Regions from separate parts of the Homo sapiens genome. Here region 2 is linked to region 1. The links are chromatin contacts, found by Hi-C or POLR2A ChIA-PET in ENCODE. All regions are on one chromosome and are shown on one strand. The core of a region is the stretch at or near the end of the contact, and the rest is flanking DNA. Distances in the headings are between cores, read along the strand shown.

The links. A loop is a pair of places that touch in the nucleus more often than their neighbours do. ChIA-PET counts read pairs that join two places held with the same protein, here RNA polymerase II (POLR2A). Pooled maps may share reads with other maps.
Region 2: a pooled map shows a loop between it and region 1 (1.8-fold over the local background). The contact joins two enhancer-like sites. A Hi-C loop is called at or near these places in 2 of 168 maps with a recorded cell type or tissue (gastrocnemius medialis and naive thymus-derived CD4-positive, alpha-beta T cell) and 11 of 50 pooled maps. POLR2A ChIA-PET finds 5 or more read pairs at or near these places in 11 of 52 experiments (CD4-positive, alpha-beta T cell, CD4-positive, alpha-beta memory T cell, CD8-positive, alpha-beta memory T cell and 8 more).

The regions. Positions count from the first base shown.
Region 1 is chr12:46,521,477-46,526,714 of GRCh38, forward strand. All of the region lies in intron 3 of SLC38A4-AS1 (SLC38A4 antisense RNA 1), which reads left to right. Among named protein-coding and RNA genes, the nearest start is that of SLC38A4-AS1, 140 kb to the left of the region's middle. Within about 2 kb of position 2,600, at least 21 of the 41 ENCODE cell types and tissues checked have a DNase peak (open chromatin) inside an H3K27ac peak, as active enhancers do.
Region 2 is chr12:46,615,486-46,620,671 of GRCh38, forward strand. The region is part of intron 3 of SLC38A4-AS1 (SLC38A4 antisense RNA 1); the gene reads left to right. Among named protein-coding and RNA genes, the nearest start is that of SLC38A4, 210 kb to the right of the region's middle. RefSeq lists an enhancer at 2,427-2,927. Within about 2 kb of position 1,855, at least 4 of the 41 ENCODE cell types and tissues checked have a DNase peak (open chromatin) inside an H3K27ac peak, as active enhancers do.

The DNA.
Region 1 (5,238 bases), core at 1,350-3,849:
TGTACCTCTCCATCCATGCCACAGACGTCTTTTAGTACATTGATTAGTGTTGGTTAATTGTTTTATGTTTTTAGGTCTTACTCAGTAACTACAGTAAAACCTTAAGAGTCAGGACCATTAAAAAAACTCATTCTGCAAAGCAGCGCAGTAGATTTCCTATTAGGTTATAGGTTGAATAGGAGAAAAAAAATAATTGAGTGCCTCTGGAAAAAAAAAGATGTTGATCTTCAAAACATCCACAGAAGAGAGATAAATATTACCTCTCTTGGTAACTTGACATGTTGCAACTAAGAACAAATGATACACATGAGCTTTATTTAAAATTTAGTTAAGCTTCAGGCTTTTTGGTCTGTTAGATGGCAAATATTTAATGCACTAGTGGAAACAAATTCTTAAGGTTTATACTTTGGAAGATGAATAGGTCTAAGTCAGTCACAACTCTCAGATTTAGATTTGATTGACTAACAGGTACAACCTTGCAAAAGAAGCTGGCTGTGTTCTTGGGTGATGGGCTGGTCGTGATGCAGGTTACCAGCCCTTAGGCTTTTCTTTGTTTCCATGAGGGCTGCCACAGAACTGGCCCTAAACACTTCTGTAGCACTCTCAAGCTCAGGGAATGAATTCAGGGTCTGATGAGTGCCATCAGAAATACATCTTGCAGGAAGAGATAGTAATTGGAATAGTTGTGAATCTAGCCAGATACTTTGTATCATCCTTGTGCAGTATTACCACATGTTAGATCTTCCTGTCGTTATTTAGAAGTAACAGCTAAAGCAATCATTCCTACACACTTCATTTTGACAGTGCAAAAGCTTTAAAATATGTTTCCCTGATGGCAAAATATGCTTGATAACCAGAGAGAACTATCCTTTAAAAAGCAGTTTTTAGTGCACAAACAGCTGTCTTCCATTTTTGGCATACAAAGGGAACAACTAAAATGACTAATCTCACTAAGTATTACAATAAAAGTGCTGACAAAACCTTAACTATATACTTCACATCTTTAGTAGCCCTGTAATTACAGCTCCAGTTTAAAAAAAAAAAACAACAAAACAAAACCACAACAACTTCTAGAGCACATTTAATTGCTATTTGCACTTATCATTGTCTTTCTTCCCATAGGAGGGTTATACACTGACCCCCAATATCAGTCATTTATCTGTCCCGGAAAGGTAAATGTGTTATTGAATACGACATCTTTTTTTAATGTCATTTCTATTATCCTAGCAGATACTCTGGAGGATAACTAATAGTGCTTGATCAGAATTGGGGCTTGGACAACTTAGTAAATATCATGCTGCCATCTATACTTTATTAACTGTCAACCTGCATTGATTTTTATCTTTTCCTGTACAAATAAGTTTTGTGAATTGTGTATCAGTGAAGCAGAAGCCTAACAATAATCTCCAGGACATTATATTTAGAAAATGTTCATTTAAAAATATGTTTAGGGTTACCAAGGGATAAATAAAGGAGATTTTTTTTTTAAATCAAGTTTACCTCTGTATTACTTAATATATTTAGGAATTGTTCCTCAAAAAATCATCAGGGCTGTAGGTAAGTTTGCAGTCACATCTGCCTTTCCTAACATGTTTTCTTTTTTTCTTTTCTTGCTTTCTTTCTTGCTTTTTTTTTTTTTTTTTTTTTTTAGGTGGAGTATGTTGCCCAGGCTGGAGTGCAGTGGCGTGATCTCTGCTCACTGCAACTTCTGCCTCCCAGGTTCAAGTGATTCTCGTGCCTCAGCCTCCTGAGTAGCTGAGATTACAGGAGCATGCCACAGTGTCCAGCTAATTTTTGTATTTTTAGTAGAGAGGGGGTTTCACCATGTTGGCCAGGCTGGTCTTGAACTCCTGACCTCAGGTAATCCGCTTGCCTCGGCCTCCCAAAGTGTTGGGATTACAGGCGTGAGCCACCGCGCCTGGCTTCCTAACATGTTTTCATTTTCACATTTCCTCTTGGAATCCTGTAATGAGCTGGAGATGGGAAAAGGGATTTATGCTTCTGATCTTTTTTGAGACCCACTGGTGGGAGAGTAGGTGTTGTGACCAGTGTCTGTGGTGGCCTCTATAATTCTTAGTCCCACCTTGGACATCCTTGTTGGTTTACGGCATTAGGATGTTGGCCCCTCCCAGGAGGGCCTGTGGAGCCTATAGCCACATTCCTGCAGGTTGCAGCTGCAATGCTTAATCCTGCCAGTCTGACTGTACAAAGGACAACATCCTAAGGATAGTTAGGAGCACAGAGTCAGATGCTGGGTCTCCCACTTAGAAAGTGCATGACCTTGGGCAATTTTGCATAGCTTTTCTAATTCTTAGTTTTCTTACATGTATAACAGGGATACTACTACTACATCGCTATGAGAAAAAATGAGATAATATGTATGAAGCTCTTAGCACACTGCCTGGCATAATGAAAGCATTCAGAAAGTGATGGCTATATTTATTATTTTGACTAACAGGAGACTCAGACTACAATGCAGCACGTCCGGAAAAATGTTTAGACACAGGAAGCTATTCTGGAGAAACTGCTTACATTAAGATTCTTTTGACTGTAAAGAAACGAAACCTTGTTTGAACTAGCTTCCGCCAGAAGGAGACTGAATGAAAGTCATAGGGCAAAGATGAAAGGTAGAGTAAGCCTCACAGGGTGGGGCTGGGAGCTAGAAGGCACAGCTGGGCTACTCTATCTTTTCATATCATCGTGGCCTTCCCATCTCTGCCTCTGTCTATGCTTCTGTTCCCTCCCGCCCCGTCTTGACCAAATTCCTCTGCTTACTCACCTTGCGTATGACTCCAGTGGCCTTCCCGACAGCACTGATAGCAACTGGCTTGTGTGTGTCTTGATACACAATTTGTGAGGGTCTGATTGGCCCAGCTCATCTGTTTGAGCTGGACCACATGAGTCATAAGCCACTGTCTAGCTAACGGATTGAGTTCTCTTTGGTCAGTTGTTCATCATGATCCAGTCATGGCCCATGCAGTTAAGATCATATGGGAGGATAGAGCTGCCTCTTTCAGACCAGTGGGCAGAGCAGGTTTTCTTGAAAAGATTAGGAATATCTAGTACAGTTTTCCTGAGAGACTTGACCACCCTGCTGCTGGCAGTTTTGGTGATTTAGTCCTAATGACAAGGACCCAATTATGGAGAAGTAGAGAAGTCCTAAAAACTGGTGGTGTCTCTACTTGTCTCCCCAAATGTGGCTGCTGTCAAGGTAATTGCTCAGTGAAGAAGTGTTTCTCCATCTGTGCCTTTCAGGGCAGAAGGTCAGAATGGGAAGGACTATGCCAGATTTTTCCAAGCATAGGAAAGAGCAAGTAAAGAGACTGGGGATGGAGATGGGAGGAGGCTAGGGGTAGGAGATAGTTCATGTGGGTAAGGATGCTAAATCAGTGTGGCTAGCTTGTTGAGGAACTGTGACTCCTCAGGGAGGTCAGAGAAAAGCAGGCGTGGGAAGTCCTTTAGGCTCAGGGAAGTGGCTGACCCAAGAGGGGGAATACATTCTAAATTCCTCTGGCACAGAGCCCCAGGGGCCTGGTGTTTCTCTCTGTTCTGACAAGGGAGGTGGCTGTTTGCCTGGCGGAGCTGCTCACTGCAAGCTGCAGCTGTGCCTCATTCTCCCATGTGACATTGAGTTCTCTGGAGAGCTGGACCAGGGCAGCTGGAACAGGTTAGTAAAGACAAGGATTCCCCAGATGTGTAAATCCTAAACCAGACAAGGAGTTCTTCATGTTCTCCCCAAGGAGGAATGGTTTGGAGTCACTGACTACAGTTAAAATGCAAAAGAAGGTCTGTTGCTGTGGAGATATCTGGAATAGGGCCTAGCCCTTGAAGTAATTGATAAACACCTGAAGTCCTCGCTCCTGGTCTTGCCCAAAAGTCTTCACATTTTCACTTTGGTTGGGGGAGGTGGTAGCTTGATTATGACAAAGTCTCCTGGTCTCATTTAGTTGCCTTTTAGCAAATAATGTGACCCATTGTGCCAAGTGGATGGGAAGGGAGCTTCTCTTATTCCCTGGGCAGTAACCAAATGGTCTTAGACAAGAGAACCAGCAATTCAGGTTTTGGATCAGTGCTTTTGTGCCCCTTACAGAGAAGGGAGAGGGTGATGGACAGCAACATGGCGAGGAGGGGAAGTCCACAGAAAGCAGTCGCCAGCAGATTGAAGCAATGATAATTAAAGTAACAACAATAAGAGGTACCATTTATTTAGCACCTACCATTAGGCCTTTGCACACATTTATTTCTCCACAAGCCCTGCAAATTAGCTATTAAAATATCTGTTGTACAGATGAAGGAACTTAAAGTGATTAAATAACTTGCCCAAATCCAGACAGTGGCTAAATTGGAGTCTGAGACTCAGTCTATCTGACACCAATGTCCATGGAAGTTCTGCTACCATTCGCTGATTCTCCAGATTGAGATGCTAAAAATAATAAAGAGGATACAAACAATTAAAAAATGAAAGAAGTTTCACTTAGAGGTCTGGATGAGAGAAAGAAAGAAGACGAGACACTAAGCCAGAATGGGAAGAGAGAGGCACAGGAAGGGCAGCCATGGTCCGGGATTTGAGGATAGCATAGATTCACTGAAAAGTTCAGGTCGTCTGGGTTGTCTGGGCATGTGGGTTTAGGACCCCTTTGCTAGGGAAAAGAATAAAGCTCAGTTGGAGGGTGCCAAGAAAAGGTGGAAAATAAATCCATATACTTTTCCCAGGATTGTCTACATTCCAGAAAAGTTGAAAAGGAGTGTTCTTTAGAGTCCAAGAAGAAAAATCAGCAAGAAGAAAAATGCCTTTGGGCATTTTTTTTTTTCAAAACTAAAAAGCAATGTATTTATCTTTGCCAGCATTCAAGTAACTAGAAGTATTCTGGATGGGGCCACATTTCAAAAAGCTCTGAGTAGGCGCACAGGTGCAATGCCAAATGCAACAGCTGAGAGGCCACCTCCCCACCCCGCTGGCCCTACCCCCTGCTCTGTCCCCTCCAGAGTAGCAATGCTAACAGCTGACCTACCGAAACATGCAAATCTAATGTTACATGACAGGGACTAATCCATGTGTGAACTTCTGAAAAGTGAACTCTTCTCTTTTGGGCACTTCAGATTTTCATTGGAAAAATCATATTGTGTTGAGAAAAATTTCTAGAGACATCTTTGTGTTCTGCTAATTAAGTAGAAAAGTCCTAAATTTCTCTATTTGTCAATCTTTATGAAGGTTTCCCCAGAATATAAGTCTCTCCA
Region 2 (5,186 bases), core at 605-3,104, 93 kb after region 1:
GAAGAAGGCAAAGAGTTCTTAAATGCCCAAATAATGAACCATTAAAGAAACAATGATAAAATGGACTTTGTCAAAATTAAAATCTTTTGCTCTTCAAAAGACACCTTTAGAAAAATAAAAAGGCAAGCCATGGAATTGGAGAAAATTGTTGCAATGTTACGTGTTAGTTATCTATTGCTCTATAAAAAATTACCCACAAAACTTAGAAACTTGAAACAACAAACAATTATTATCTCACAGTTTCTGTGGGCCAAAATCTGGGAAATGGCAATTAAGCTGTTGGCTGGGATAAAGTCATCTAAAGACTGAATTTGGGGAAGATCCGCTTTCAGGCCCTCTTATGTGGCTACTGGTAGAAGATCCAGAAGATTACCTCAGTTTCTGGACACATGAGCCTCCCATAAGGCCTCTTGTCTGTCCTCAGGACATGGCAGCTCCCTTCTCCTTGAGTGAGTAGCTGAAGAGAGAGAAGTGAGTGAGTGCACTAAAGATGGCAGCTGCGGTCATTTTATCATCTACTCTCTGGAGCAACATCCCATAACTCTGTGATGTTCTATTTGTTAGAAGTGAGTCCTTAAATCCAGCCCATATAAAAGGGAAGCTGAATTAAGCTCTACCTCTTGAGTGGATGAGTATCCAAGAATTTGTACACATAACTATAAAACCACCAGAGTATATAGCTTACAAAAAAGTTTGTATACAGAATAGACAGAGAACACTACAACTCTATAATAAGAAATTCTATGAAAATGGTAAAATCGTGGAATAGACACTTTCAAATGAAGATATTCTTACGTTTAATAAACACAAGAAAAGATGCTCAACATCATTGGTCATCAGAGAAATGTAAATGAAAACCACTATATGTCTACCAGAATGGTTAAAATTAAAAAGACTGAAAACTTTGACTAAATGCTGGCAAGCATGTCGAGGCATTGGAATGCAGCATTGCTGGTGGGAATGTAAAAGAGTGTAACCACTTTGGAAGATGTCAATTTTTTAAAAGTTGAACATACGCTTTACATACACCCTAACCATCCCACTCTGAGGTATTTACCCAAGAAAAATGAAAACATATGACAGCATAAAAGTTTGTATACATATATTCACAGTAATTTTATTTGCTGTAGCTATAAGAACTGGAAATAACCCAAATGTCTTTCAACAGGTAATGGAGAGACAAAACGTGGTGCAGCCATATAAGGGGGTACTACCCAGCAATACAAAGGAATGAGCTACTAACACACAAAACATCATGAAGGAATCTCAAAATCATCATGCTAAGGGAAGGAATTCAGACACAAAGGAATCTATCTGAATATGAATTTAGTTATATAAAATTGTAGAACACACAAGCTAATCAATAGCAACCAATGCAGATCAGTTTTTGCCTTGGGGTGTGGGTAGAGGGAATAATAGAGTACAAGGGAACAGAGGGTATCTTTTGGGGATGGTAGAAATCTTCTGTTTTTTGACCATTGGAGTGGTTTCAAGAGTGTACACATCTCTCAAAACTTCTTAATTTGTGTACCTTAAATAAATGGAGTTTTCCGAATACAAATTATAATCCCAATAAAGTTGACTTTAAGCAGGGGAGTGGAGGAGAAACTAAAAGTCAATAATTTTTCATCTTTAAAACTGTTGAATGTCACTTTGTATGAGTACATTCACCATTTGTGTAACCTGTGAGTTGGTGAGGCATTTGAATGACCTGATTAGCAGTGTTTTTGTCTGTGAAATGTGTGTATTTGGCAGAGTTGTAATCAGGCAGGAGAGGGACAGAGGGTTTGTCATGATGCATTAGGACATCTCTGAGGTTCCTCCCGTTGTTGCATAATTCTGTCTTCTGTCCCTACGTGGACAAGAGCCCAGGCCTTGTAATTCAACAGACATGCATTCAATTCCAGCTCAGCTATTTCTAGCAGTGTGACCCTGGGCCAGTTACTAAGTTTCAGTTTCATCAGAGGTAAAATAAGGATAATATACTTACATAGAAATGAGCTGTCATGAGTGGAGCCAAGATGGCCAAATAAGAACAGCTCCGGTCTACAGCTCCCAGCGTGAGTGATGCAGAAGATGGGTGATTTCTGCATTTCCATCTGAGGTACCGGGTTCATCTCACTAGGGAGTGCCAGACAGTGGGCACAGGACAGTGGGTGCAGCGCACCATGCACGAGCCGAAGCAGGGTGAGGCATTGCCTCACTTGGGAAGCACAAGGGGTCAGGGAGTTCCCTTTCCTAGTCAAAGAAAGGGGTGACAGACGGCACCTGGAAAATCGGGTCACTCCCACCCCAATACTGCACTTTTCCAATGGGCTTAAACGGTGCACCAGGAGATTATATCCCGCACCTGGCTCAGAGGGTCCTACACCCATGGAGCCTCGCTGATTGCTAGCACAGCAGTCTGAGATCAAACTGAAAGGTGGCAGCGAGGCTGGGGGAGGGGCGCCCGCCATTGCCCGGGCTTGCTTAGGTAAACAAAGCAGGCGGGAAGCTCGAACTGGGGGGAGCCCACCACAGCTCAAGGAGACCTGCCTGCCTCTGTAGGCTCCACCTCTGGGGGCAGGGCACAGACAAACAAAAAGACAGCAGTAATCTCTGCAGACTTAAATGTCCCTTCCTGACAGCTTTGAAGAGAGCAGTGGTTCTCCCAGCACGCAGCTGGAGATCTGAGAATGGGCAGACTGCCTCCTCAAGTGGGTCCCTGACCCCTGACCCCCGAGCACCCTAACTGGGAGGCACCCCCCAGTAGGGGCAGACTGACACCTCACAAGGCCGTGTACTCCTCTGAGACAAAACTTCCAGAGGAATGATCAGACAGCAGCATTCGCGGTTCACGAAAATCCGCTGTTCTGCAGCCACTGCTGCTGGTAGCCAGGCAAACAGGGTCTGGAATGGACCTCTACCAAACTCCAACAGACTTGCAGCTGAGGGTCCTGTCTGTTAGAAGGAAAACTAACAAACAGAAAGGACATCCACACCAAAAACCCATCTGTACATCACCATCATCAAAGACCAAAAGTAGATAAAACCACAAAGATGGGGAAAAAACAGAGCAGAAAAACTGGAAACTCTAAAAAGCAGAGTGCCTCTCCTCCTCCAAAGGAACCCAGCTCCTCACCAGCAATGGAACAAAGCTGGACGGAGAATGACTTTGACGAATTGAGAGAAGAAGGCTTCAGATGATCAAACTACTCCGAGCTTCAGGAGGAAATTCAAACCAAAGGCAAAGAAGTTGAAAACTTTGAAAAAAATTTAGATGAATGTATAACTAGAATAACCAATACAGAGAAGTGCTTAAAGGAGCTGATGGAGCTGAAAGCCAAGGCTCGAGAACTACATGAAGAATGCAGAAGCCTCAGGAGCCAATGCAATCAACTGGAAGAAAGAGTATCAGTGACGGAAGATGAAATGAATGAAATGAAGCGAGAAGGGAAGTTTAGAGAAAAAAGAATAAAAAGAAACAAACAAAGCCTCCAAGAAAAATGGGACTATGTGAAAAGACCAAATCTACGTCTGATTGGTGTACCTGAAAGTGACGGAGAGAATGGAACCAAGTTGGAAAACACTTTGCAGGATATTATCCAGGAGAACTTCCGCAATCTAGCAAGGCAGGCCAACGTTCAGATTCAGGAAATACAGAGAACACCACAAAGATACTCCTCAAGAAGAGCAACTCCAAGACACATAATTATCAGATTCACCAAAGTTGAAATGAAGGAAAAAATGTTAAGGGCAGCCAGAGAGAAAGGTCGGGTTACCCTCAAAGGGAAGCCCATCAGACTAACAGCGGATCTCTTGGCAGAAACTCTACAAGCCAGAAGAGAGTGAGGGCCAATATTCAACATTCTTAAAGAAAAGAATTTTCAACCCAGAATTTCATATCCAGCCAAACTAAGCTTCATAAGTGAAGGAGAAATAAAATACTTTACAGACAAGCAAATGCTGAGAGATTTTGTCACCACCAGGCCTGCCCTAAAAGAGCTCCTGAAGGAAGCACTAAACATGGAAAGGAACAACCGGTACCAGCCACCGCAAAATCATGCCAAATTGTAAAGACCATCGAGGCTAGGAAGAAACTGCATCAACTAACGAGCAAAATAACCAGCTAACATCTTAATGACAGGATCAAATTCACACATAACAATATTAACTTTAAATGTAAATGGACTAAATGCTCCAATTAAAAGACACAGACTGGCAGATTGGATAAAGAGTCAAGACCCATCAATGTGCTGTATTCAGGAAACCCATCTCACGTGCAGAGACACACATAGGCTCAAAATAAAGGGATGGTGGAAGATCTACCAAGCAAATGGAAAACAAAAAAAGGCAGGGGTTGCAATCCTAGTCTCTGATAAAACAGACTTTAAACCAACAAAGATCAAAAGAGACAGAAGGCCATTACATAATGGTAAAGGGATCAATTCAACAAGGAGAGCTAACTATCCTAAATATATATGCACCCAATACAGGAGCACCCAGATTCATAAAGCAAGTCCTGAGTGACCTACAAAGAGACTTAGACTCCCACACAATAATAATGGGAGACTTTAACACCCCACTGTCAACATTAGACAGATCAGTGAGACAGAAAATTAACAAGGATACCCAGGAATTGAACTCAGCTCTGCACCAAGCGGACCTAATAGACATCTACAGAACTCTCCACCCCAAATCAACAGAATATACATTTTTTCAGCACCACACCACACCTATTCCAAAATTGACCACATAGTTGGAAGTAAAGCACTCCTCAGCAAATGTAAAAGAACAGAAATTATAACAAACTGTCTCTGAGACCACAGTGCAATCAAACTAGAACTCAGGATTAAGAAACTCATTCAAAACTGCTCAACTACATGGAAACTGCACAACCTGCTCCTGAATGACTACTGGGTACATAACAAAATGAAGGCAGAAATAAAGATGTTCTTTGAAATCAACAAGAACAGAGACACAACATACCAGAATCTCTGGGACACATTCAAAGCAGTGTGTAGAGGGAAATTTATAGCACTAAAAGCCCACAGGAGAAAGCAGGAAAGATCCAAAATTGACACCCTAACATCACAATTAAAACAACTAGAAAAACAAGAGCAAACACATTCAAAAGCTAGCGGAAGGCAAGAAATAACTAAAATCAGAGCAGAACTGAAGGAAATAGAGACACAAAAAACCCTTCA